Linked DNA regions of Mus musculus: all the other regions are linked to region 1. The links are chromatin loops, found by intact Hi-C in ENCODE. Cell type or tissue: gastrocnemius. All regions are shown on one strand. Region 1 holds the start of Slc40a1 (solute carrier family 40 (iron-regulated transporter), member 1). Region 2 has its middle 32 kb from the start of Gm30900. Region 3 overlaps Wdr75 (WD repeat domain 75).

What was found. A loop is a pair of places that touch in the nucleus more often than their neighbours do. Peaks named below come from ENCODE experiments on the same cell type or tissue, not always from the same donor. Only the 100,000 strongest peaks of a DNase experiment are listed, where the experiment ranks them.
Region 2: a loop joins it to region 1, with 1.9 times the contacts of the local background. A loop is called at or near these places in 5 of 42 quality-filtered maps.
Region 3: a loop joins it to region 1, with 4 times the contacts of the local background. A loop is called at or near these places in 23 of 42 quality-filtered maps.

Annotation. Positions count from the first base shown.
Region 1 is chr1:45,921,952-45,929,951 of GRCm38, forward strand. Slc40a1 (solute carrier family 40 (iron-regulated transporter), member 1) reads right to left here and starts at 3,643. Exons shown (of 8, transcript NM_016917.2): 1 at 3,270-3,643; 2 at 2,766-2,833. The coding sequence starts at 3,312. In gastrocnemius, no CTCF peak of the experiment used is centred here; DNase peaks (open chromatin) are centred at 3,707 and 3,930; H3K4me3 peaks cover 2,521 bases; H3K27ac peaks cover 1,298 bases.
Region 2 is chr1:45,858,300-45,866,299 of GRCm38, forward strand. No RefSeq gene overlaps it. Among named protein-coding and RNA genes, the nearest start is that of Gm30900, 32 kb to the left of the region's middle. In gastrocnemius, a CTCF peak has its summit at 4,758 (motif pointing right); no DNase peak of the experiment used is centred here; H3K4me3 peaks cover 736 bases; H3K27ac peaks cover 4,229 bases.
Region 3 is chr1:45,820,401-45,828,400 of GRCm38, forward strand. It overlaps Wdr75 (WD repeat domain 75), which reads left to right. Exons shown (of 21, transcript NM_028599.3): 19 at 2,048-2,194; 20 at 2,483-2,574; 21 at 2,908-3,238. The coding sequence ends at 3,115. Gm30900 (a long non-coding RNA gene) reads right to left here. Exons shown (of 2, transcript XR_373390.3): 2 at 5,751-6,047. Among named protein-coding and RNA genes, the nearest start is that of Gm30900, 5.5 kb to the right of the region's middle. In gastrocnemius, a CTCF peak has its summit at 4,933; a DNase peak (open chromatin) is centred at 4,936.

The DNA.
Region 1 (8,000 bases):
TTAACATGAAGAAAGACAATGTCTTGTAACATCATCACTAAATTCACAGACCTAGTTCGTTACATATTTGACTCTGTGTGAAAACATGTCAACTCTGAGCTCTTCCCAAAGTCTCACAAAATCCTTATGATACATTTCCTATGTTGGAAGAAAATTATTATATTGATAAGCCAACTGCTATTAAATTTTAATAAAACTAAGGTAACAATCTTAAATATTCAAAATTTAAATAGATTTGTGCTAATATGGAAAACATGGCATTCACAACTAGAGATGGTTCTATTCTTCAGGGATCAGTTGCTAATAATGTCTATAGATGCTTTGAGTTAACACAACCTTCATGCCTGCAGGGAGCTTGAAGTAGATAAATACTACTGGCATCTATCAGTCCATAAAAGAATTTCCAGACACCAAATATTAACAGTGAAGAGGTAGAGAAGTCTTGGGTCAAAGAATGATACATTTCCCAATTATTATTCAAAAAGATCATAAATCATAATGTAAATATCTGTGTTTTCTGATGATCTTAGGTGACCCCTCTGAAAGGGCTGTTCAACCCTCTAAGGGCTTGTGACCCACAGGTTGAGAAACACTGGACTAAATGCTCACCCATCCCTTTCACACCTCCATTTTCTGCCCTCCCCGTCAAACAAAATCATTATAAAATGTCATTATACTTTGATATTTGTTTACATGCCAATCTACCCACGCAGAATCTGAGAATAAGTAACCACAGTAATTAATCTACTTAATAACTGGCCATAGAATGGTTTCTGATGCGTGCCCAACGCTACTATGGGCATCAAAACTTCAGCAGGATACAAAACACACAGGCTTTCCATTGCTATTTTTGTTGTTAAAAGTCCATACTAAATTAAATTATAAACGCCTGAACAAAAGCATCTACTTCTTACTTATTTTGTACTCCAATGGTAGCATAAAATGTATTGATCCATTAGTAGACAGGAATTCAGAAATTAAAAACCATACAATTCAACACAAACCCAACTTCAGAGAATCTTCTGTCCAATTGCTTTCTATATCCAATATCTAAGAAATCATGACTTAGCAGTGCTGTAAAATGTATATACAATATTTTATTTATAAATAATAGTTAAATAGAAATATAATTAAATAATATATAATAATATTTTATATACACATATATGTATATATACACACATATGTATGTATATATTATATATGTATATATATATATATATATATATATATGTAAACAGAGTGACCCACAAGATACGAAGGACATAAAACAAAATTAGCAATCCTTTCTTGCATTCCTTTGCAGTGAGGAATAAAATCCGACCCACCCTTCTATGGCTTCCAGTGCTATTGTTACTTTTCATCCCTCTTTCTCCCGAGGACCTGTCCATTTACTTAATTTACTATTAGGTTTCAACAAGCATCTTTCATTTTCTTTTGGAACTTGCTTTAAATTTTCTGACGGAAGTCTTTTTCAAATTGCCCTGGAACACACATAGCTCCTCTCATGTTTCTGGAGCCTGACACCCAGTCTGTCACCCAAAGGTCACATGAACCTGGAAGTTAATCAGTGCTTAGAAGCGAGGCACCTGGTTGTCCAAGGGGACTTCAGACACGTCCATTACTGGTCCTTTTAATGCTTATTATGACATTAAATTGGGAGAACAAACTATTGGTTTAGATGTATAAAGGGTTCTTCACTGTTTTGTTTTGCTTTTCCCCCTTATACCCATCTTCAAAGCAAACTCTAGCCAATTCCACTTTGTTTATTCATTTATTTGCAAAATCACCCCCTTTGTAAGCATTCAAAAAGATGGGAGCTTCCTTTTCTAAAAAGTTATCTAGGACTGCTATTCCTTAGAGAGCCAACAACCCAACTTAATTTCCCAATGGCATAGGGAATACATTTCCTCATGATGGTTTCCATTCACGTCTTATAAATCAATCAATAGGGGATTTCATTAAAAAGAAATTAGCACTTCAAAATATTCTTTAGAAATTCATTTTCCTTATTTGTAACGCACAGAATATGTTTATGCTTTTAAGCAGTAAGAATGATTGTTTAACCCGACAGTTTCTAATAATTATCCATTGAGCACAGCCAGCCTGCTAATGAGTATCGAGGAGTTGATAGAGGATCCCAGGCCAGCAGAAAAACTGAGATTCTCCCATAGGAAGCCAAAGGAAGAACTGTGAATCCATAGCTAATTTTCATTGGGTGGTGGCTTTTAACACTACCCACAAATTAAGTAGCCACAGATAACAACTTCGAAGATTAGAGCTGTTATCATTTAGATGTTTGATCATTGATTAGGTATACTTAAACTCATCTTACAATACTATTGTAATCCTATTATGCCAGTTTTCGCCAGTCTACCCTTGTACTCTGTTTCTATAATGCTGCATGCTGGTACCAGACGTAAACCCAAGAGGGCCCATGAAATACCTTTCCAGTTCAGTAGGAGGCCCAGTTAGAATTTACCAACCCTAGTAACTATGCAAGTTTTCCTGTCCTTGTGGATCTTGTTTCAAACAGTTGTCGGTCTATGTAAAGCTTTAGAATTTCACTATTAAGTAAAATTTACTAACACTCATGGGAAACATCTTTGAAGAAAACAACGTTTTTGTTGAAACATGTGTTTTAGAACGATTTATTTACTTAACGGAATGAGAAAACTGCAAGTTCTCCAATACAACTGTCTCCGATGAGAGTAAACAACAGCTTGTGCAACGATGTCTCAAGAACTGTGTGCATTCTCACTTACCCAAGTGGAGAGAGAGTGGCCAAGGTAGAGGAGGAATTTTGCTGAGGTCAGGTAGTTTGCTAAGGATCCTAGAAAGGCACAGAGAACAAGTTAAAAAACGTGTTTAAGCACCCCAATGTGCTCAGATTAGAATTTGCTTTTGGTCGTAATTAAGTCTGATTTTTTTAAACAGGTCACTTACAAGACTGATGCATTCAGTTTACTTAATAGCATCCACTTAAGATTCAGCGTTGTCTCTTGGTCAATAACCGCCCCAACTTCAGGCAGTGAAGAAACTCTTGTTTCAACATTCCTTAACTTTGGTGGGGTTTGTTTTTTTAATGCAAGAAATTTCACCCTGCCCAGGTTACTCTATCCCTGCCTATATGTAAGTTCTTTTATTCAAACTATGAGTTTATATTCTTCTTCACCCTCCATCAAAACCCAAGTCAACCCTCATGGAACTACATCTCCCCGTCCCCACCTGCATTCCCACCATTTGAAACATTCGATTACTCAACTCACCACAGCATCCTTCCTGATGGGTTTGATCTCTTGCCTTGGTCATGACACCAGGCGTTCTCCCCTTGTTTGTTCTGATGCTGGTAGCTTTAGCTGCTCTTGCCCGGGAGCTTGTTCACAGGAGTGAGAGGAACCGAAGATAGCACCAGTATAAGCACAACAGCCTTATGCCGAAAGACCCCAAAGGACAACTAAGGCAAACAACAACAGCAAAGCTGTCACGGGGTCTTCTTTTTGTCTTCTTTCCAAACTTAGCTAACACTGTAGCTGAAGTTGGAAAGCCAAAGCCTTATGGGAGCGGGTTGGAGGATCCACCGGCCGCAGGAGACCCCGAGCCTGCTCTCGCCGCCGCCGCCGCCGCCGCCACCGCCGCGGGCAGGGCAGCGGCTTATAGGGAGCCGGGGGCGGAGCTTGAGAGAGCAGGGACCGCCCTTCGCGGCTGGACGTCCAGGTCCGCGCCAGCTACGCTCCCACCGCCCTCCCAGGAGGCGCAAACAACCTGCGCTTTGGCTGGGCTACCGCAGGAGAAGCCAAGGGGTGACCCGCACAGTAGGACGGGGACTGTATGCGGACCCCGAGGGGACACTACAGAAACATTTTGCACAAAGTCGTTTGGCAGGTGCTAGAAGGAAGCTCTTCTCTCTGGCCACCAGATTGCCGGACAGTCCCTAGGCAAAGCTCAGCGGGAGCTGGCGCGGAAAAAAAGGAGCCTCCCACCCTAGCTACCCTTCGGAATGCAGGTAGCTAAGTAAATACAAGTCATGTCCGGCCTGCCTGCGGCGCAGAATGTTTTCCTTCTCCGAACTATAGAGAGGGCTCTCTCTCAAAAGCTGCGGAATCAAAGCTCAGGAAGCAGGCTCAAAGATCACAATGTAGCCCCGCGCAGCCCAGTGATCGAACGCAGGCCGCCTTCTGTGCCACAGGCACTGCAAGGAGGCAGCGCCCTTCACTGTCCTTTCCCTCTGAGTTCTAACCCTAGCCGCTCCTGCCTCTTTGGCTACTCCACAGGCTCCAAGTGCTGAAGGGAAGTAACCAGGAATACCGGTTGTCCCAGTTGGGACCCTGGGTCTGGCCCCGTGCAGATAAAGCCCTTTTGGTAGCCTCCTGGGGGGACAGGTGAATACACACCAGGTGTAAGCCTCTAATGACCTCCGTTTCCTCCCCAGGGCATACCTGCTTCTTGTGTCAGCCCTTCCCTTCCCTTACCTTTGTCAGGTTTGTCAACACTTCAAGAGTGATCCTAAACATTGAAACTCCAACCGGCTTGCACTCTTCCAGCCCTGCCAGAATGACACCTGGTAATGAAGAGAGCCACTCATGAGCACAGGCCTTGTATCTGGACTCTCTATCAGAAGCCCCAAAGGTCTTTGCGGGCGGGGTGCAGCTGGATTCGTTAGGATGAGGTCTGCAGAACCGAGATAGGGCTTTGCTACTGCAACCGCTTTTTGTCCTTTGCAAACCTTTCTCTCTCCTGACACACAAAACGTTTAAGTCCTTTCTCCTCTATCGCAGGTTCGGGTATGTCTGCTGAAGTTGCAAAATGGGGTAGTATATCCAAATGTCTTTTGGAGTAAACCTAAAGTGTGCTTACATGAAGCACTTAGGAAGGGATCATCTAGCAAGTTCTGACGGTTTCTTTCTCTCTGTCTCTCTCTGTCTCTGTCTCTCTGTCTCTCTGTCTCTCTCTTCCCCCAGCCCTTCCTTCCTTTCCTTTAATTTTGTTGATCTTCAGAATACAAACTATCCTGATTCCCTGCACGTATGTGCCAATAACAGGATCTCCATGCCCTTTGCATTAAGTACAGTGTGCCTTAAGAGCTATCCCCCACATCTAGTCAGAAGACTCTGAGAAACAGGAGCTCAGTTGATGCGTGCTTCAAAGTGTGATGTGTTCTCCATTGTCATCAATGGGGAGCTTCTGTTCCCCATTGTCACCAAGGAGTCCTCAGAAGCCCAAACTAGGAGAGTGCTAAGAACAGGTGGGGTCCCACAGTGAAGCAAGCAGCAAATGAGCAAGATTCATAGACAGAAAAAGCATTCAATATCTGAGGACTTGGCCAGGGCTCCTATCCTAGTCGTTGGGAATGAATAGTTAGTGTATTGTTGGAGCTCATGACATAGAAGGAGTTAAAATAGAAAATGGAATAAAAATTCTCAGAACGCTTGGAGTACACAAGTGACAGAGTTTCCTGGCCTTGACATTCCAGATTAGAAAGCATAGCTCAGTCACAAGACACCACTGGCTCTTCCTCCTACCACAGAAACATTTCACTGATTGAAAAGTAAAGTTTCATCCAAAAGCAATGTTTTCCCTCTCAGAACAGAAAATATATAACTTTCTTATCAATGTAATCATAACTAAACAAGTCATGCATGTTTTAAACCAGTTTTCAAAAACAAAAAATAAGTGCCCCCCAAAACTATTTCTCAATTCATTTCAATATGATATTTATGAGACAGAATCTAAGTTACTCATACCAGCTCTGAACTCAGAATCCTTCTGCCTCAGCTTCCCCAGCACTGGAATAACAGGCGTGTGTCACTATTGAGCTGTTTAAAAGTCTGTTAGTTTTAAAAGAGCCTTTTAAATCTTCCAGCCAGAATAAAATGTACTCTGATTGGAAGTTGTTAACACATATTTATGGTTGGGGAATAAAAGGACTTATTCCTTCCTTTCAAGTTGTGTTTTTACTTACCTCCAGGGCCCTCAGTTGCCTCTTCTGCACCTGCAGCTCTCCAGATCAAAAACAGCACAGGGAATGGCCACTACTCCACAGCCGTGAAGACAAATGAAAAGGAAAAAACACAGTGGGGTTATCATCCACTGTTACAGGAAGCCTTAGCTCTGAGGACAGAGCTCCCATCAGATGCAAAGCTTTAACAGTACAAAGCCACAATTCTGTTCAAGTGCCTTTCAAGACTGTCTGAGACTTCTATAAGCTTCAAACTGAGTAGACTCTTGAGAAATTCAAATTCAGGGTCTTACTTCAAGTCATAGACAACGAACAGAAAGATGATCATCATCATAACGCTTTATTTTGGTTGAGTATCCCAAGAAACTCAACCTTGGCAAGCTTTGTATAAATACGTGACCTCTCCTCCATTCTCCTCATACATCTCTAGCTTTAAAAAATGAATGCATAATATTTCAAAAGTATATATTTAATATGTAATATACATTATTTACATTATATATTATATATAAATATTTTGTTATACAACATTTATAACATATAATATATAAACATTTATAAGTATGTGTTATACATAATATATAGTATTTGTGTATGAATATTAAATATATATTTATTACATTATATACGTGGTAATATATACACTGTGTATGTTACAATAATGTATACAATAATAATAATAATAATAATAATAATATCATAGTTGTCCTCAAGGTCTGAAAGAAGAGTAGGTAATGACAAGATCCTGGGCACTGGGCATAAAATGATGGATGTCTTGTCACTGGTGATGATGCAACATTGTGAATTATCCAAAGTGTCAAAGCTGTATTAAAATGACATAAACAATGAATTTATCTCATGTGATTTTTTTTACCTCAGTTATTAAAAAAACAAAAACAAAAAACAGTGTCTTAAAAGGAAACTCTGCCATTTTCCCAAATCAGGGATTAATATAGGAAAGATATGTAGAAAGAAGAAAACAGAAATCAAATCTTGCACGTTATATTGGAAACTAAAATAGAGAGCTGTGTTCATTGTTTAATTTTCTCCATATATAGCCAGAAAATATATATGAATTTCACTTAATAAGTATTTTGGTCTCTTAACTTTTGCCATAGATCCTTTCTGTCTAACTTTATTTCTGTTATGAAATAAAGTCCATTCCTTTATTGCTTGTTTCCAGCTAAACACCAAAGCTGGATGCTTATTAACTACAACCCTAAAGACCTCTCTCAGCCTTGCCATCCTAGGGCTTATCCAAACAGACAGACAGGTCTCAGCTACTAGGTCCCTGTTCATTTGATTTCTCAATTGCTTGCTGCCCTCACAGAAGAGAGTATAAATCTCAGATCTCTCATACCTCCAAAGAGTTCTCAGTGTACACACCTATTCAAGTCATCTGCCTCCGACATGCCATACAGCATACCTGCTTCTAAGAAACCCCTCGAAGCTAATTCCTACTAAGATGGCCAGAAATTTCTAGTCACAAATTTTGCATTCTAGGCAAAAGGCAAAAATGTTCTACTTAGGAAACAGTTCGAGGTCCAGTGCTCAAGACCTTTCCTGGTATGTGCACTATACTTCTCCTTGGTTTGGTTTGTTCTGTTTTATTTCAGTAAATATTACTTTTAACCACTTATTTTTGTTTTTGTTTTGTTACCAAATGATAATGACAGATTATCATTACATGTCACCAAGGAGCGCAAGATATTTACAATAATGTTGTTCCATGGCTATGAGATCCTTGAGCAATTCCCTGGTCTTAGACCCTTGAGTTGTGCTTACACAGACATTATTGTGGTTAAAGCTCTTTAAGGAGAAAACAAAAAGGCCTTTACACATGACCTGGACAAAGCCCTCTAGTCCCATATGATTTGAAATCACTGCTGAAATTATTTCAACATTTCGAAAGAAAGCCTCTCCCAGGAATGTTGTCAGAAACACTCTATTAGTGTTACCTGCATTCAGCAGCATGCAAAATAAAAGGCGCCTAGAACTACCCAAGTGGCAAATCGGAGACAAGGCACTTATCAGAAGTTGC
Region 2 (8,000 bases), 64 kb before region 1:
CAGTTCTCTAAGCAGCAAGGTTACATTGTTTACAAATCTATTCACCAACTTACTCTAGGATAGGCACACTCTTACTAGTTTATTTCTACCAGTTTGATAACATTTTTCCTTCAATATTAGAGAGGTTTTTAATTAGAAATAGTATGTGACAATGCTTCTTCCTTTTCTCAAACACTGAATAAAGTAATGTCTACCATATCATTAAACATTTTGTTTTGTTTTGTTTTCTTTTCTTTTCTTTTGTTTTTGAGACAAGGTTTCTCTGTGTAGCCCTGGCTGTCCTGGAACTCACTTTGTAGACCAGACTGACCTTAAACCAGATCTACCTGCCTCTGCTTTTAATCCAGTGTGGGGATTAAAGATGTGTACCACCATGCCCAGCTCATTACATGCCTTATTTAATGATTGTAGTGTGAAATCTCTTTTTTTTTTTTCTCAGTGAATATGAGAAAATTAATGTCCTTTTAGCTGCCTGTAGTGACACATGCCTATAATACCAACATTCTGGACACTGAGGCAGGCAGGATCAACCATAAATTCTAGGAATGCTTGTGCTAAAGACACTGCTCCCACACAAAAGATTTCTTTAGATACGAAAGTAGAATTCCTCAGATTCACTTATGAGAAAGACATATTCTGACATGGTTTACTTTTGCTATAATTAAAAAGTAAGCTTTGTTGTTGCTTACTGCTTTTAGCCTGAGAGAACTATCCTTTGCAACCATTCTACACATTTATAATTTGCTCCAGAGGAAGAAATTTTTCTCCAAGTTTTGTTCTGTTTAACATAATTTTAAATATAATAATTAAATGATAAACACATTTGTACATGATCACTTTAAATATGTTGATTCTTTCAAAAGAAATAATGAGTCACATATTAGTGGAAGGGCTACATCAAGAGTTTCTAGCTTCATTTACTAAAAAACTAAAAATATGGAATATTTCATTTCCCACTGAAAATCTTTCATATACTTCTTTCAATTTAAAATAAATGAATTAACTGGATCTGAATTTAAATTACCAAACCATAGATGTAAAACACAAAAATCTCTGTCATAGAGCCTCCAAATTGTTAGTTTTGGCCCCTATAAAAGAAAGGACTCCTGGATATATATATTTTCCATTTCAGTATTAACAAAATTTGTGATAGAAAAGATATTCATTAATTTAAAAAAAACATTTTGTTTAGATAGTTCCCCTGTAAAAACCCTTCAAGTTCCTGAAATACCCTAAAGTCACGGTGACAGGGGATTGCTGGACATAACCTGACCTAGCTTCAGCCCCTTCTCCATCTTGCTCTTTTGTCTCACTCCTCCTCAGTGCAGCTATGCTAATTCTGCTCCTCAGATGATCATCTAGGCTATCATGTTATTTTAGCCTGACTGACATCGCTCTTATTTATCTTTAGGTCTTCACTGTCTTTAAACACTTCCTTTCCCCAGTGTGATCCATCTATGTGTATATACTCTCCACGAACCACAGGGCCATATGATCTAAAAACAACTTGAAAAAACATCTGTCTCACATTTTCAAAATGTGGTCTTGGTTATTTCTCCTTCTTTGACAGTCCTTTTTCCCTAGACTACAAGCTCTTTAACGTCTGAAGACGTGTCAACATAGCAAACACTCAGTGCAGATTTGATAAATAGATGGCTAATCAAACTATACTTCTCTAATAAATCTCTTCAGTACAGTAAAATGTCCTGCTCACATATAGGTTGGATACATACTGTATATCCACACCCCTTTGTGAGCACAAGTGTGCTCTCCTGTGGCCTGACTGTGAGTTTCCATAGGTCTTCCAGCTGTGCTTTGCCTATTCCCACAGTGAGAAGCAAAATGAGGTCAGTCCCTGATTTTAAGGTAAATTATTCTCTTCAAACAAGATCACAGAGCAAGTACATAGCCTTATTCAGAACTTGGCCTGAGGGATTCCATAGAGAGATTCCTGAAGAGGCATTCCACTGTCTAATCTTCGTATAACAAAGTGTGGATTTCTGAAAGTTTATAGATCCCTCACATTTGGCAGCAAGACAATGTTATTTATGTCGCTCCCAGGGAATGTCTTCTGGGTCTGGCACGGTCCTTACAATTCTTCCTGCAACCTTGAAACTAAGATAATTTTCACGATCAGCCTGGTTTTCCCTCTCAAGGTAACTTTAAATATTTGCAAGAAAGTATGTTACTGTGAGGCTTGGGTTGTTCTTTTCTGAACAAAGTCCTTCCCGTTTTTTGCTGAGTCATGCTATGATTGCATTTTCCCCAGCTGAAATGTGTTTATATATGAGTGAAAATAGAAACATTCGCTGTAATCAGTTCTCCAGGGCAGGAAGGAAGCATCAGCTCTTCCTCCAGAAAAGGATGTCAGTTCATGGGAACAAGTACCAATAAGCACCAGTAAGTCTCTCTTAGACTCCTGTCTCCTACAGAAGGTTAAGAAACTATTAAGAAATAAGTCACTGATTTGTTTTACAAATATTATCTTCACTTCTAATCAATAAATTCAATCAATCAAATCTTATAGATATATGTGTTACACTTGAAATCTTTAATAAGGAAACAATGATTATTCTTTTCAATAACAACCTAGATAACTTCTCAAATACTTAATTTTTTAATTTTTATTTTGTGTGTATGGATTTTTTTGCCTACATGTATGACTGTGATCCCACATGTATGCCTGGTGCCCTCACAGGTCATGTGGGTACCTGGATCCTGTGTAGGCTCATGTGCATTTACTTGCCATGACATCTCTCCAGTCCCATCACATATTTTTACTAGTACAGGCAATTGCTTGAGAGAATATAATACTTTTGTCCAACATCTTCAATTTTTCAAAGAGCTCAAATCTCAGATTAATTCCAGGATCCTAGAACATGATTACTTTAAAAGCCAGCACAGTGAACTGAGGGTAGGCAGAGGAGATATTTGATGAATACTTAATCCATGAATATAAGATTTAGAAAGTTAATATGGAGGAGTAGGAAAGCACACACAGTAGATGGTTTCATTGAGTCTCTGACTGTCTGGGGCTACAGACCCATGGAAACCTAAGACAAGTACTTCCTTAGCATTCCTGAGTGGTGAGAGCAGTTTGCTGAAGAGTTAGCCCCAGGCATAGAATATTTTAAAATATTTCAGATGCACAAGTTTGCCATGGGAGTTATCTGGTTTTGTAGTTCTGTTTTAAGCCTTTTAAGACAAACACCTGGCAAAGTGTAAGAGGCAAAGGTTCTATTTTGTAAAATGAGTGAATAAATGAATAATGTTTAAGCTACTTCCATGAGGATACCAGAGTGTCAGCCGGACCACTGGGATGTGTACATCTTAAGTTATAGTCAGCTCTCATCACTTAGATCATGAGCAATATGCAGGATTCTATTAATGTTTCTAAACACAAAAGCTTACAGAAAACAGTGACTCCCTAACAGAAAGTTCTAGTTGCAGTACAGCTGAGGGAGCAGTTTCTGCTTTCGCTGCTCTCTCGAATCTTCATGTTTCTCATGACACACACACTTCTGCACTCATCCCTCAGCAGCCAACTCTGAGCAAGGTCCAGTGCTTCCCGTCCTGTTCTAGCTTCTTCTACGTCCATGCTGACTGTTCCTCCACCCTGATGATATCCACTAAAGCTCCCTTTCACCTTGGCTTCTCCAACCAATACTCATTGACCTTCTTAATTTCTGGGTCATGACAAGAAACGGTAAAATACTTAATTATACAACAGTAGTTCTCAACCTGTAGGGGGGTAACTCCTCTGGCAAACCTCTATCTTCAAAAATATTTACATTATGGTTTCTAACAGTAGCAAAATTGCACTTATAAAGTGCAACAAAAATAATTTTATGGATGAGGAGGTCACCAAAACACATGGAACTGTATTAAGGGGTTTTGGCATTAGGAAGGTTAAGAACTACTGTTATACAGTACCATTTTACAAATTAAGAACAACAACAACAATAAAAACAGACTAAGTTTAGAAGACACGTAATTGTCCTTGGTCATATAGAACGCAGAGCTCCTGTTAGTGTTAATAAATGGACTCATTATTTATACTAAAAAGTGTGGTATTGGTAGGTGATGGCACATTGGTAATTGATGATCACACTAAGTCACAAAAAATAGTGAACTCAAGGGGGTACACAGAATGGGAACACATGGATACCAAGTAAATCCAGGGTGAGGAGAAAGATTGAGATAAAGTGCAAAAGAACAATAAAAAATGGTGAACTGAGAATCGTGGCAAAGTGACATGAAGGAAACCAAGAAGAAAAAGGAAAAGCAACAACGGCAAAAAGACAGTGATGGCTTTACAGAGGACAATGGTCGTTTTATAGAAAACTCAAGAGAAAAGAGCAGAGAACAGATCCCAGATCTGCAAGGTTACTATAACCCCAGTAACCCCAAAAACCCTGGTCCTCTTTAATATTTTCTTTACCTTGTTTTGTTTTGTTGAAGATAGAATCTCAGGCATGTGGGACATTGGGCAATCATGCTATCAAATGAGTTACATTCTCATCCCCTCATGAGGGCTCTTTCTTTCTTCCTTCCTTCCTTCCTTCCTTCCTTCCTTCCTTCCTCTCTCTCTCTCTCTCTCTCTCTCTCTCTCTCTCTCTCTCTCTCTCCCTCCCTCCCTCCCTCTCTCTCTCTCTCCCTTTCTTTCTTTCTTTCTTTCTTTCTTTCTTTCTTTCTTCCTTTCTTAAGATTTATTTATTTGATATACAGTATTCTACATGCATTACGCCTGCTTACCAGAAGAGGGCACCAGATTTCATTATAGGTGGTTATGAGCCACCATGTGGTTGCTGGGAATTGAACTCAGGACCTCTGAAAGAGCAACCGGTGCTCTTAACCTCTAAACCATCTCTCTAGCCCCAGTGAGGGCATTTTCAAAAAGATATGGATATGTAGTTAAATTGCAACAATGATTAGGACATTAAAGGGGCAAACATGAACAAGATGAATGTTGCTACTGAAGAATGAAGAGAGATCTCAAGTGAAGGCAGAATCGGTTCTTTTATTGCTGTTACTGTTTGTTTGTGACAGGGTCTTGCTATATAACCTCGTGCTGGCCATAAACACCTAATCTCGTTGCAGGTGTGTGCTGCCAGGCTCTCTGTACAGCAACTAAATCTTTCATTCTTTTTTAAAATGTATTTTAATTTTGGATAGTTTTTTGAGAGGAAGAAAACAAGATACAGAATAAAAAGACAAATCACTGAACAAAATGTTAGCAGGGAAAGGAAGACTCTCAAAGAAAAGCCAATGGGGTGGCAGGAAATAGAGACTGCTGGAAGCAAATAAAATAAAATAAATGAACTTTACTTTATCTGAGACTTAAGAGGTAAAGAATATTGCATACTTAGAACAAAGAGATGAGTAGGATAAATATTATAACCCCCGAATTACTGATATTAGAGAGACTTCAGTGATGTGTACAGAGTTTGCCTCTGTCCGCCCCTTCCCGCCCCCCATGTCCCCAGAAGCTCCCATCCTCCCATTGGCAAGCACAGTAGGCAGACAGCTGGTTCTGTGCTGCATCATTCTGCAGCAGCCCAGGGCTCACTCCCCTTCCCCTAGCACTAGAATGGCACTTAATGAGGACATTCTGAGAAGACATCCTCCCCTCCCTTAAACAATTACAATTACAAGAAATATTGGAAACCATCCCACTAAAGAAAAAGAAAAGAAAATTATGACAAAGTAACAACTTATCAGAAACTGCTAAGTACTTACATGTAAAATAAGAACTGTCATAATGCCTCAATGTTCTAGATAAAACACAAGATCAGCAGCCCATGTCATAAAGCCTCAATGTTCCATTTAAAACACAAGATCAGCAGCCCATCGTGGCTCTTAAAATCAAACTCATAGAGCCAGGTGTGATGTTACACAGCTGTTTCCCTAGTGTCACTCTAGAATGCTTTCCTTTGTTTCTGATCATAGACCATGTTTCAAATGAAACAACTTTCCTTTTTTAAACTTATTTTTTAAAAAGGCAACAAATAAGGAGAGAAAAAAAAAACCACACACACAAACACACACACTCACACTCGCCAAAATTTACCAGATCGAAAGACTATACAACTCAGCAAACTTCTATACAGGAATAATTTTAAAACATTAGGAAAGTTTTTGCCATGCAACTGAGATAAAATAATGAAAAATGTTTTAGGCAGCATCAGGACCCAGCACCCTCTGTGGGATGTTGCTTGGTGGTCTGTGGTGAATGAATCTCTTTTAGGCCTTGTGTAAGGAAGCTGGTAAAGACTGCAGATGTTGCTCATTCAAGTGTGGCTTTTGTGCATGAATCCTGCTCTCCAGTGAGGAGTGAGGACATGGCTCTCACATGCCTGTGGTTCCGACACTCTCTTCAGTTGTCCCCACATCACCCCAAGGCATGTCTGACAAGCTGGAAGAAGGCCAATAGCGAAACAAACAGCATAGGCCAAGGAGACTTGAACCCAAGGGAAAGAAAGGCATGTCAGCCGAGTCCACTCACTTTAAGTAAGGGGAAGTAAGGCAGTGAGGAACAGAGGCACCAAGAATGAAGGTCAAAAGATATAAAACATGTTCTCCTGAAAGTGGCCCCCTGAACAGCATGGCTACTGCCAATGCTTACATTCCACCACAAAATAGTCACTTTGGAAGGAGGGGTCCAGCTCAGCACATTCCAACCTCGAAAGCTAAAAGAATCAGAATCCTCCAGCCCAGAAGCATCTGTTTTAAAGCATCTGGCAAGAAGAATGAAAAGCATAAAGTGCAGTTACGAACAAATATTATGATTTATTGTTTTAACTAATCTCCCGCTAGACAGCCATTTAACTTACTCCCTGTTCTTTGAATTTTAAACATTATTCATATTTGTTATCTGCGAATATCAATGTGTTTTTCTGTAAGGCAAATGTCTTTAACTTTACCTACTGTGTATTTCAGAGTGACTTGCCTAAGGAAAAAGAAAAAAAAAAAATTAAAAACACTCTAAATTCACAGTTTCTGAAGTCTTCACTAATTTTGATCCTTTTACAGGGTGGTCTGATGTGATAAATCCTCTCTGTCTTCATGTGGAAAAGCCTCTCCCTTTCGGTTTAGATCTCTTCTCCCAGGAAAGGGTCTGTCCAAGTCTTCTGGAGGCTCAGCAAAAGCAACCCCTAGCACACTCCTGGGTGCCTCCCTCCAAGCTGTGACAAGTCACAGTCTCCTAGTCTGCAGTCTTGCTGCTTCCTGCAGTTTGTTGCCTTGATTTGATCTTTCACCTACATGTCATTCCAGGACATCTCATTTCTGGAGAGCAACTGGAGGCTAATTGGAGGGTCAACAGAGCTGGACTTTTAGGGTGAAAAGGGGGTAAGGGTGACTTATCTTTCCAAACTTTATAATTGTACCAAAAAGGACTGGATTTCTTGTTAAAATCAAAGCACATCCACAGTGAAAAATAAACTTATACTTAAAGTTTGACTAAAGCCACTGTTCTGTTTTTGAATACAGCATGAGAAACTGCCTCGATATTATTCTTTAGGATTGGGGGAAGGAAGTGTTTAAACAACAATATTTTGCAGTAAGAACATTTCTGAGGGGGAAGTTCTATGCATTAGAGGAAACAGAGAGGCAATATGCACGGCCCTGAACAGGAAGAAGGGCTTCGAGGTTGTGACCTCAGTATGAAGGATCACACAGAACCTTAGGCTGCAGTGATTGACTCCGGTATTCTGAGGATGTTCTCTAGAAATGTGAGAAGAGGCCATATGATTCAGAATTATCTTACTTTAACCCAACATAACGAACAGAAGGCAGAGGTCCCAAACCCCAAACAGTTAAGGTCCCTTAGGGAAAGCTACAGTCTCGAAACCAGCCTGGACTGGTTCTCAAATACTGTGCACGAATAACAAAGCTGCACCCAAGCAGGACGTGGCAGGTGAGGAAAACAAGAATTAAAGCCAGAAATATGTCCAGAAGATGCCTGGTAAAAACTTTCCTCCCAAATAATGCCAAGAACC
Region 3 (8,000 bases), 100 kb before region 1:
TGCCACGTCTAGTTTGTGGGATGTAATTGGCTAAATAATCAGTTGTAGATGGGGTAGGGTGGTACATGCCAGAGTAAATGTGCTTAGCTTATATTTAAATGAGATCCCAACCCACTCTGTCCACTAAGGATCTTGGATTTTGTTGTCTGAATTATTTTCTGGAACCAGCCAGCCCTCCATCAACACTGAGGGGCAACACTAGATCATCATTATAGAAACATCTTGTAATTGTGGTTAGAGTTTTATTTACTAGCTTGAAATTCATATCTCCAAGAACGTGTTTAGATTATGGATTCTGGATTTAGTTATCTGTTGAATTTATTGAAGTTCTGGAATGCTGAAAGTTTGTATTGCCTTAACATAGAAATGCATTCATAGCCAGGCAGTCCACATACTTTCTTTTTGTGATCAACTTTTTCCCTCATGAAGTTAATTACTGCTGCCTTTTTTTCTATTAGCTGGGTGTTTTGTTGTGTTTTGTTTTACTATTTAATTCTTCTCCAGACTTTATCCAAATTATTGGGGGGGGGGGGGTTTCCAGAAACATATGTATTCTTTCAAGTCATGAAAACTTTTCAGACCCATGGCTGACTTCATTCTGGACTAATTATTCTGTGAATCTGCTAACAGTGCTCATCCTAGAGCCTGTGCTCGGCATTCTGGGATTCTTTTCACCGCTGTGACACTAGGTCCCATAGACTTGCTTTCTTTGCTCACGTACGTACTTTGGTGAAACCTGTTCTATTCAAACATGGCTTATCACCTTGCTGAACTTAGGGCCTTGCAGTTTTGGAAGTATTCTCTGTTCGCTCCTACTTGTTGATTAGTTGGGTATAAATGTAAACTGAAAACCGTTTCTCGGCACTTTGAGGTGCTGGACAAAGATTATGTAGCTTCTGACGTTCTTCATCTTTGACCATTTACCACAGCTTGCATAATGTCTTTTGAAAACTCATTGAATTTACTCACATTTTTTGTTAGTAATCAGCTATATGCCAGGAACTGTTATAGACAACTGGGATATGTTAACAAAGCAGCCTTGTCTGTTAAAAATGGGTTTTTTTAAAGATTTTATTTATTATTCTATGTAAGTACACTGTAGCTGTCTTCACACACTCCAGAAAAGGGAGTCAGATCTCGTTACGGATGGCTGTGAGCCACCATGTGGTTGCTGGGACTTGAGAACTCTGGACCTTCGGAAGAGCAGTCGGGTGCTCTTACCCACTGAGCCATCTCACCAGCCCTAAAAATGTTTTTATAGAAGATACAGATGTTAAACAACAACCAATAAGTCAGTAAAATATGTAGTACATTTTAGAAAATGAAATATAGCAGGGTTGGAGACAGGAAAGGTGAGTGAGGTGTGTCTTGGGACTTTTAATGGGGAGTCAAGGTAGGCATTACTAAGTAGCTCCAGCTTTGCTCTCATGCAGTGTGCAGATCCCAGGAGAGCTTTGAATAGGTAACTGACTCAGAAGGTATTTATTCCATCTCCCACACAGCCAAAATTGCCCTCCCTGGCTTTTAGTTTTGTTTTCTTGTTTGTTTGGGTTTTTTGTTTTTAAAAAGAATTCTGCTTAGTCCCATCCTTGTACTGTATTTCAGTTTTTGCCTATTTTGTGGGCAGTTTTGTCATGTGTATCAACAACACACACAACACCCCTTGCTTTTGTCTTAGAATATTGTTTTCTTGACTCTACTAAGGTTTTATTCTTTAACCTGCTGCATCCTTCCAGGTTGTCGCTGTGTGACCTTGCCCCAGTTCTTTGCCAGTATGAGCATATGGCCTCTGAAAACACGTTCCTGTAATCTTTATAATCCCTAGCAAGGAAGGCATGGTTCTCTCATTAGTGTCTTTGGCTAGCTTTCCCATGTAGAAAGTGGGGCACTGGGCATCAGTTGCTTTGTCTATGGCCTGAGAGTAACATCATGTGATTTCAAGCTTTTCACCAGAGTCATTTTATAGTTCAGTGACCCTTAACCTGTTCAGTCAAAGAATTTCCATCTTTTTATTGAAATAATTTCCTCTTCTCTTACATCCATACAGCTGCTGGCAGAAGAAAGTTTGCCAACGACCCCATTTTCTTTCATATTGGGAAAACACAGGCAACAGCAGGGTGCAAAGTTAACAGAAACTTCAGAGAATGAACTGGTACAACTCCCCTTAACAGAGAACATACCTGCAATTACTGAGGTGAGTGATCAGTACTGCAGATCCTGGGAGACAGAACAGATACAGTGATTCGTCTTATGTCCACACGAGTAAGGAACCTTAGTGGGCTGATGCTCTCCTGTACCTGGGTGAGGAGATGGGACCACACAGTGCAGGAAACTGGAAGTACTATTTACTTTGGTTTGGTTTTTCTTCGGGGAAGCCTGTTGTGTTTGGCTGACCATTTAGAATAAAAGATATTAGGAGGTGAAGCCACAGTGTGCCAGAGGGTGATCTTTCTAACAAACTGACTTTTCTGTGTGCCTATAGCTTCTTCACACCCCAGCCCATGTCCTGCCATCAGCTTCTTTCTTGTGCTCTCTGTTTGTAAACTCGCTGCTGCTGTCTAAAGAGACTAAAAGGTAAGAATTCTAGGTGGTTTGTCTTCTGAGTTGTTTGGGAGTGTCATCTACCATATTTGTATCTTACCTTTGAAATGTAGCTAATGACATAAGATTATTACATGCAACACTTGTGAAGAGCTGAGGAAGAGATGTGTGTACTGCTTAAAGTTGTAGTTCCACATTTTTTTAAGTTCATTTGCTTTTTTTAAGGCCTGTGCTCCATAAGGGCATTTATCACAGTGTTTTCAGTTGAGTTGTTCTGTCTATATATTATTTCAACATGGGTGTCTTTAATTAAAAAGACCTAATTTGGATATATCTAATGGTATTTATGTTCTGTTATTGTCAAAGTGCTGAAGAGGTTCCTGATGATGTAGATATGGAGGGAAACAAAGAAAGTGATGATTCAGATGAAGAGTATGATCTTACTGAAAAAGACAAGGAAACAAATAACAACACGGACTTGGGAGAAGATGCTATACATCAGCTGTCAAAATCTGAAGAGAAGGAGCTGAGAAAGTTCAGAAAAGTAGATTATAGCTGGCTAACTGCTCTGTAGTAGGCCATGGCTGTGCCATGACAAAGAGACATGTTGTACTTAATGTTTACTGTCTGTTAATACTCCAAAAATTTTTATAAAGTTATTTTATTCTTAAGACAAAATATTAAAGCCTTGTGTTTATTTGCTTGTTTATGTGCTTGCTAAGTACCTTAGGCTAACCCTGAACTTGGAATTCTTCTTTCTTGACCCCCAAATCACCAGGATGATAGGCCTGTTACTCAGGTCTGCTCAAACGTGTTTACTTGTGTAGATTTTTTTATTTTCTGTGTATGAATGTTTTCCTTGAATGTATATATATGTACCACTGGCTACGCTGGTGCCTGCCAAAATCTGAAAAGGGCATCAAGCCCCTGGAACTAGTTACCCGTGACTATGAGCCATCGTAAGAGTGCTGGCCAGTCTTTTTAAGAAAGCTCTGTAAAGCTCTGCTTTTGTCAGACCTTATAAGCAGTTATGGAGCATATGCATTTGTCACATATGGATTTCTATTTTGAATTACAAAGAAACTTTGTTTCTGGTAGGTTTTGTTGTGACAGAGCTGACTATAGTTGACAAATATACCCTTATCTTTAATTTGAAGGTATAAAAAGATTTCAAAAGTTTAGAGGCTTTACCAATAATGATGCACAGAATTATTCTCACACCAGACATGATTTCTTTCTGGTTATATTTCCCAGCCTTTGCCACTATAGGACAAGAGTATAAGCAACATTGTGTTAATAGTAGCACAAATGGACTATATTCTAATCAACACTAAATATCAACTGTACTGAGATGTAACTTCTAACTCATGCATATAAAGTGCACAACTTAGTGAGGTCTAGAATACTTACAGATTGTGTACCATCATAGAAACCAACTTTTAAGCAGTTTCATCCCTCTAACCCCCAACAACAAAACAGACCTGCCCACTTCTCCACTTCTTTCAGCCTCCATACCCTGCCTGCTAGGCAACACTAATTTAACCTGATGAATTTGTATCAATGGGGTGTACCATGTTTTAAAGGGTGAGAGACTATTTTTGCTCACTGTGTCCATGGTCAGCTGACTCAGTTTTCAGACTGTGGTGAAGTAGAAGTGTTATATAAGGTTGTGAGCAGCTCAGGAGGATGTGACATCAAGCTTGTGTATAGTGGCAGCCAAGAGAGCAGATGTGAGACAAGATAACGCCCTTCAAAGATACCTCTAGTAACTTCCCTCCAAGTGGCCTCATCTCCATTCAGCTGCTAATGGGTGAAATAGTCCATGGATGAAGTTAGTTTCAATCAACATGATCCTATCACCTAAATTGGGTGCCCAGCTGGAGGCTAAGCCAACATGTAAGCCTGTGGGGGACATGGATTGCATTTTCAAATGACAGCATTCATGATAGGACTCCTAGCAGCCCTTCATTCCTTCTGTGATGTTCTGGGTTTTTTTGCATAGTACCTAGTTGTATAACTATAGTTCATTTGTCTTCACAACTTTTGAAATGACACTGTAATGAACTCAAAAATCAATCACCTGGACCGCTGAACGTTGCTTCATGGCCTGCTGCATTAATCATATGTCCCTTTGGAAGGATGAGTTGTTCTTTTTTTAAAGGCTATTTAAAATTACTTTGCAAGCCAAGCGTGGTGGCGCACGCCTTTAATCCCAGCACTTGGGAGGCAGAGGCAGGCGGATTTCTGAGTTCAAGGCCAGCCTGGTCTACAGAGCAAGTCCCAGGACAGCCAGGGCTACACAAAGAAACGCTGTCTTGTAAAACCAAAAAAAATAAAAAATTACTGTGCATATAGTGGGGTGTAGGAACTTATGAGGGGCAGTACCCACAGAGGCCGCTAGAGGGGATCTGACTCCAGCATTATATAAGGTTGTGAGCAGCCTGACATTATGCTGAGAATTGAACTGAAGTCTTCTACAATAACAGTACACACTCAAACCACTAAGCCACCTCTCCAGCCCTAATTTTTTAACCAAATTTAAATTCACGACAAAACTGAGGAAAAGATTTATGAGGTCTCTCAGAAATCCCCTCCCCTACACATGACTGACTTCCACGTTTTCAATACACCCAGCCAAATGATAACATTTGTTAGAACTGAGGAGCCTGCATTCATAGAATCGTCTGAGTTAAACATAACCATCTAGTTGAGGTGACTTGAGTCTAGTAATATTGTGGTTATTCTTTAAAGCTACCTTATATGAACACGACGTCTAGAAACTTTTTCTTTGTTCTTAAACTTTGTTTCCTGTAGCCAAGAAAATGATGAAATTACCTTGTAATACCAAATTAAATTTCTCAGAGTGGAGGTTTATAAAAGGATGGTTTGTGGTCAACAGAACAGCTGCAGGAATAGCTTCTAATGTTCGATGGTACATGCAACTGCTGATGATTAACAATGATAAGGTGACTTTGAAAACAGCAAATAGTTTTAAATATTCCCACCATCACACAAAGAAAGGATGAAGGCTTAAAAAAATTAAATGTGTACAAGATGATAGATGATAGATATGTCAATTATTCCAGTCTGATCATTATCCATGTAATCTGTATACAAAGGCCAGATGATAGATGATAGATATATTAATTATTCCAGTCTGATCATTACCCATGTAATCTGTATAGAAAGGCCACACAATACCCCACAAATATGAATAATTGATATATTCAAGTTAAAAATGAAAATATATATTTGGTAATGAAGGAGACAGAAAGGGTATAAAAGAAGCAATTAGAAGGGCAGAGTGGATCAGCATGAAGGGAGAGACGGTGGATGCTGGAAGATGCCTCATTGTAAGTCCTGAGATCACTGGCAGGGCCACTGACACTCAGTTTACCAGGCTCTTAGGATGGCATTTCACAATGACTACTTCCTCTTCAGATTTCTCATTCCTCGAAGTCCCTTTGTCAGTTGTAGTGGCTACTTTTCTTGCAGCTTTCAAACAACTGAAAAAGTAAGTAAGATCATTTCAAATGATGGAAGTGAATACATGTACAGTGTCAAATAGGCTTCATTGCAAACATCAAGTCAAATTGGCTCAGTAAGTACCACATTAGATAAGTCTTCTGTCTCTTGAAAGCCATACATATTTAGGTGCAAATAACCTCATGTTTAACCTAGGTCATTAAAAAATATATATTTAAAGAATGTGTATAAAAACAAGACTCATATCATTCTGCTAGGATCACTGAAGTGGCAGGAGATAAGACTTGGTCAGGACTTCAGACCTTCAAGGAGCATCCCTGGAAAATAGCTCTGAGATAAGAAGAACAAGGCAGAAAGAGCCCCAATTAGAATTTGACAGTGTATACAGTGAGGCTAGAATAAAATAAAATAAAATAAAGATAAGCGGCAAGGCACGAGAGACCTAAGCAGTGATCTGATTGCTTGCTTAATTTTGTTTTTCAAAACCCATGAGCAAGCCACTGACTTCTGAATTACAGTTCCTTCCTCTAAACTGCAGAATCAGACAAAATGACTTCTCTCAGTTCTGCTACTGTGTAACCACAAAATTAAATTAGAAATGGAGCCCCATGGTATGGCACCACTCCCATCCCAGCCCCAAAGTGACAAACTGGCCTTTGTCATACTAAAGTTGAGATTCACATATGTAAATTGTGGAAATACAGCTCTTTGGTTAGATAGCTTTAAAGATGACACACCTTTCACTTAGAAACTCCTTGGGAGATCAGAGTGCTGGGTTCACAAAATGCAATAATCAGACATGAAAGTGCAACAGTTCCTCCTATTGTTTTGTGGGGTTTTAATAAACCCTAGCACTGCATGGTCACCTGGCTTAACGGAAGGGTGAAAGAATATGTGCTCCCAAAACAAGCACTTGAAATGCAAATATTGATATTGTGCTCTGGTTCACATAGGAAAATAAACATCTTGTTCCTTCAGAAATGGCTGTCTACCATTTTAAGACATCCTTGTCCACTTGCCCAGCCAGCTCAGTGATTTGATGAGTGGCATTTATACTAGAAGGGACTCCATGCAGGGTCAGGAGATGACTTACTCATCTCCATTCACACAGTTTGTTGTTCTAGCTGGCTTTTTATCACTTTTACCTTTCTTTATTCTCAAATTGTGGTTCTCCAAAGTCACCAGAGAATTGCTGGCCCTAAGTAAAAATTTATGGATGCTCTTGCTATTGAATTGCAGCCTCCTTTGGTACAGAACAAGGCAGCTTTGAGACCCACATTTCTGAGTATGACAGAAGAGCCTGTGGTCTGTGACCTTCAAGATGTGCTTGGTCCAAAGCTATAGCAATTGTACCCTAGAGGGCAAGATTGGAAACAGAAATCCTCATTGACACTATCCTCAGAAGTCATGTGGAAAATGAGAACAAAGACTGGGGACATCCTTCTCAGCAGGATAACACAAGAAGCATGCAAGGAAAGGTGGGGTGAGTCTTTGCTAGCATTTGACAATCATGGGGAAAATGAAGTGCCATAGCTTGTCTTGTATAAACAGATTTTTGTCTCTGTCTAACAGCATTCAAACAAACTATTAAAGAGTTATGTAAAAAAAAAAAAAAAAAAAAAAAAAAAAAAAAAAAAAGTTATGTATCCTGAAATGTGGATAGCACAGTCCATAGTCCATGAATTTTACTTAGGCGGTGTGGTTTGAGTATGGCCCTCTTTAGGAGTTGTGGACTTGTCAGAGTAGGTGTGGTGTTGTTGGAGGAAGTGTGTCACTGGGGGTGGGCTTTGAGGTCTCCAGAAGCTCACGCAAGGCCCCGTGTGTCTCTTCCTGCTGCCTGTCCATATGTAGAATTCTCAGCTACCTCTCTAATCGCATGTCTGATATGCTCATGTATAGTGACAGCAGAGAGAGAGAACTTCATGATGGTAATGAACTAACTATATGAAACTGTAAGCCGGTATCAATACTAT